2 separate regions of the Homo sapiens genome follow, and region 1 is linked to region 2. A link is a loop called in an ENCODE intact Hi-C map of the cell type or tissue named here. Cell type or tissue: A673. All regions are shown on one strand.

Evidence for each region. A loop is a pair of places that touch in the nucleus more often than their neighbours do. Peaks named below come from ENCODE experiments on the same cell type or tissue, not always from the same donor. Only the 100,000 strongest peaks of a DNase experiment are listed, where the experiment ranks them.
Region 1: it touches region 2 in a loop (6-fold over the local background); 24 of 110 quality-filtered maps call a loop at or near these places.

What each region holds. Positions count from the first base shown.
Region 1 is chr5:36,072,314-36,074,813 of GRCh38, reverse strand. No RefSeq gene overlaps it. Among named protein-coding and RNA genes, the nearest start is that of UGT3A2, 6.7 kb to the right of the region's middle. In A673, a CTCF peak has its summit at 1,061 (motif pointing left); a DNase peak (open chromatin) is centred at 1,033; H3K4me3 peaks cover 550 bases; H3K27ac peaks cover 2,341 bases.
Region 2 is chr5:36,304,932-36,307,431 of GRCh38, reverse strand. The region is part of intron 1 of LOC124900962 (a long non-coding RNA gene); the gene reads right to left. Among named protein-coding and RNA genes, the nearest start is that of RANBP3L, 4.3 kb to the right of the region's middle. In A673, a CTCF peak has its summit at 1,517 (motif pointing right); a DNase peak (open chromatin) is centred at 1,511.

The sequences.
Region 1 (2,500 bases), 230 kb after region 2:
GAAGAATGAAACTGGACACCTACTTCTTTCTATGTATAAAAATTAACTAAAGATGGATAAAATGCTCAATATAAGATCTATGACTATAAAAATCCTAGATAAAAACCTAGATAAAACTTCTGGACATTGGCCTAGGCAAAGAATTTATGACCATGTCCTCAAAATCAAATGCAATAAAAACAGAAATTGACAAATGAGACCTAATTAAACTAAAGCGCTTCTGCACAGCAAAAAAACCCAAAACAAAACAACAACAACAAAAAACTATCAACAGAGTAAACAAACAACCTACAGAATGGAAGAAAATATTTGTAAATGATTCATCTGACCAAGGGCTAATGTTCACAATCTACAAGGAATTTAAACAAATCAACAAGAAAAAGACAAATAACCTCATTAAAAATTAGGCAAATGACATGAACAGACCTTCTCAAAAGAAAACATACAAACAGTCAACAAACATATGAAAAATTGCTCATCATTAATTATCAGAGAAATGCAAACGAAAACTACAATGAGATACTATCTTATACCAGTCAGAATGGCTATTACTAAAAAGTCTAAAAATAACAGATGTTGATCAGGCTATGGAGAAATGGGAAGCTTATACACTGTTGGTGGGGATGTAAATTACTTCAGTCCCTGTGGAAAGCAGTTTGTCCTGCCTAGGGACTTAGACTCCACACACTTGACCTACTGCATCACCAGCCAGACACATTCCACAGCCCACTCTGACTCTTACAAGCACAGGGGATTGGTATATCACCGGGGTGTTGTGGGTCTCCTGGTGATTTAACCCTCAGCTGGGACTGGCCCTAAGGTATAAGGTATGAGGGAATTCCAAAGTCCCCCTTGATGCAAAGGAAATGTGGGTGCAGTGCCTGTAGTTGAAGGATATGTCACCAAGGCCTGGGAGCAGACTCAGAAAAGATATCAATTCTCGCCCCTGCCTCTCTTCTCCAGGGCACTGTTGCATACGTACTGTAAAACAAAAGGGGCACCTGGCTGAGGAAGAGCCTATCTGTGGGCCTTACATTAAGTGCCATCTACTGGATTGCAGCTTGAGTTACACCACCAAACAATGCAATGCCTCTGAAACCCACAGCAGGAAACCATCTACAACCTAGGAACCCATTCAGAGCCTCAGCCCTCTGAGAGCACCCAGCAAAGAAGCCAACCAACTAAACACAACATTAACAGCAGTCAAACCCTCAAGGGAAAAAAGAATAGGAAAACAAAAAGACCCATCCAAATTCAAAAAGAAAATGAAATCCCAGGTCCCTCAGATGATAAGGAACCAGTGCAAGAACTCTGGCAATTCAAAAAGTCAGAATGTTTCATTATCTCCAAAGAATTGCACTAGCTCCCTAGCAATGAATCCTAACCAGATTGAAATGTCTGAAAAGATAGACACAGAATTCAGAATCTGGATAGGAAAGTTCAACAAGATCCAAAAGAAGGTTGAAATTCAATCCATGGAAGCCAGAAAACTGACCCAATATATGAAAGACGTCATAGCTAGAAGAAAGAACAAAATTGAACTTCTGGAATAGAGAAAACCACTACAGAAATTTCAAAACATATTTGGAAGCCTTAACAACAGACTATTCTGAACAGAGGAACTAATTTAAGAGCTCAAAGATGGATCCTTTGAATCAACCCAGTCAGACAAAAATAAAGAAAACAATTTTTCTAATGAACAAAGCAAAAGAATTTATGACTAAGTCCTCAAAAGCAATGGTAACAATAACAAGAATTGACAAGTGGGGCCTAATTAAACCAAAGAGTTTCTACACGGCTAAAGAAACTATCAACAGAGTAAACAGACAACCTATGGATTGGGAGAAAATATTTGCTAACTATGCCTTTGACAAAGGACTAATATTCAGAAGCTATAAGGAACTCAACGAGATCAAAACAACCCAATTAAAAAGTGGGAAAGGACATGAACAGACCCTTCTCATAAGAAGACATGCAAGCAGCCAGCAAACATGACAAAATGCTCAACATCACTAATCATCAGGGAAATGTGAATCAAAACTACAATGAAATACCATTTCATACCAGTCAGAATGGCTATTATTAAAAGCTCTAAAATAGTAGATGTTGGCAAGGCCATGGAGAAATGGGAACGCTTATATACTGTTGGTGGGAACGTAAATTACTTCAGCTTCTGTGGAAAACAGTTTCTCTTCGAGAAAGAGATTTCTCGAAGAACTAAAAATAGAACTACTGTTCAACCCAGCCATCCCATTACTAGTTATATACCCAAAATAAAATGAATAATTCTACCAAAAAGACACTAGTTCTTGCATGTTCATTTTAGCACTATTCACAATAGTAAAGACATGGAGATAGAGACATAGAGATTTATGTATGGAATATCTATATGCACATCTGCTTGTATACATGTCCTAGCTCTATCCACTGAGAGAACTACAAACAGCAGTGCTTCCTTAGCAAGAGCACACATAGCAACTGTATAGGTATCTCTTGGTCT
Region 2 (2,500 bases):
TTGCCAGCCTCCATAGCTGTGAGAAATAAATTTCTGTTGCTTATAAGCCACCTTGTCTATTATAATCTTCTATAGCAGCCTAAACTGGGTAAGACACAACCCAATTTTATTTTAGAAGTAAAACTGATAAAGTACTAATAAAATTAGAAGAAGGATGTAGAAAAGAATAGCTACACAGTTGAGAAGGAAGAAGTAAAATGACGGTTTGGTTTTCTTTAAATGAGTGCATCATCCTCCCATAAGGTTCAGCCTTCTTCCTCTCTCATGGAGGTCTCTGAACTTGATGGTCATGCACCCCTAGCAACAACAAATGCTTGAGAATATACCCCGATGTGGGTTTGTTTGTATGTTTATAAATCGTATTCATGTAGTACTGCCACACTAATTTGAATGTTAACATTTCAAAATATTTTGTGTGTGAATTGTATAATGTAAAAAGTAAAAAATTAGGAAAAAAATAAAGAGTTTCTGTACACACTCTGATAAATCTAGCACATTGCCTGTTCCTTGTACCCTTTCAATCAGGTTCACTAAAAGTAATTATATTTTAAAGTGCTTTATCACAAAAATTGTAAAAATATGCAAAATTAGACATGAAAGCATTATAAATCCCCATGCACTCATGACTCAGTTTTAATAATTATCTGTTTATGGCCAAATTTATTTCATCTCTATCTCCCCAAATCTCACTCTCCTAGGCTATTTTGAAGCAAATCTCAGATATAGAATAATTTTATTTTTAATACATCAAAATTACATTATAGTCCGCCTAATTAATATAAAAGAAAATCAGTGAAAGAAGAAATGCAAAGAAAAAAGGAAAGAAGGAAGGAAGAAAAGAAAGAAGCAAATAACCAATAAACCAACTAAAAAGGAAAGAAGAAATTATGAGGAAGGGAGTGAGAAACATGGTTTGCTATTATTTTATTCCTGTAAATGCCAATTCAAATGAAGTAGTAAAATTTTGATTTGGTGCAAGCTAATTTGCTTTATTTTGAAACTGATCCCAGTTAGTGCATATTTACCTTCAAAGAGTTAAGTTGTGCTGTAAACCCATTGATTCCAATTCCCAGGTGCTTCAAACACTTCTAGATGGAATTCAGACTCTGTGGGATCATCTGTTCCTACCCAGAGGGTGGTCATTATAGAACCAGAACCACCTTACTCTAGGTTTCCTTGTCACTAAAACAAACAAATAAAATAAAATCTGGCATTTTTCTGACCTATGGTTTTATTTCGTTTTGTTTTCACTGTAGCTAAAACACTTCAATAAAGATAGAAAAATGTAAAACTTCAGAAAGTTAAATACCAGCACATAGCAGTAATCACATTTCACTTACAGGAGGATAATCAGGTAACTTTCCTCCAACCTCAGATACAGACAATCATCTTCTAAGCTCACAAATACAGGACCCCATTCTTGTGGGCACTGGATGAAAAGACATGGGTTTATCTTGTGCCAAGGCCAAGGCTATTTTAATATTAACTGACCTTGGACTCTGCCGACCTCCAGAGGGAGCCCTGAGGCAGCCAAATCTAAGGCTCAGCAGCAAAAGGGCCCAAATTAGTCTGAACTGCCAACGCAATGTTTATGTAGTGAGGCAATATTTATGATAAACATGACCCAAATGTTGGTGTTCAATGGGTTAAAGATCAATTGTAGCAATTTCAGGATAGAGAGCAGCTTTGATAAGTAAGCAGTTTGGTGCTATGCCAGTGTAGTCTCTTGAATCCACGGACAGGAGCAAGTATTCAAGTGAAACTATCTCTACCATTATTTGTGTTTCCTATGTTTTTACAGATGGCAGTTATGGGAATCCAGCCAACAGTGCCACCTGGGAAACTCTATGAGCTAAACACTATAGTACATTGGGGTAATAACATGGCTCTGAATAGCCACGAAAGCCTACCTTTGTGGAGGCTTTACAATATACACCATACATAAGCCACTGTGAGATCCTGAAACTCAACATTCTCATCTATAATATATCTGATTGTGTATTAAGGAAGAGTAATCTGGAAACAAATCAACCACTGCTTGATATAAAGGAGCAGGGGATCTGTTTTTTAAAATCAACAGAAAATCTAAAATCTTGACACTAATTCATCAGCCTTCAACTATAATGATCATTTAATAATTCCTGTAGTACTTTGGGGATCATAATGAGGCTAATCCCAGCCACAGTTTTCATGTTTGCCTGCTGATAGGGGTCTTTAAACTTATTCTCTAAGAATGAGAGTGATAAATTCAATAATATTGCTTTTTATTTATATAGCACCTATCATTCCAAGCAGTCCAAAGGCCTTCAAATAATAGATATACTTGCAGACTAGACATCACAAATGCTTTTGAAACATGGCAGGTTATTAACTAAACAAGTAACTCACTTGTGGACTAATTTTAAATGCATGTGTCCTTGCTTTTTGAATATGGTAACTGAGAAAAGTAAACCCTCCTGTAAACCTAATACCATTTAGCTTGTTCAGCCACACACTGTGC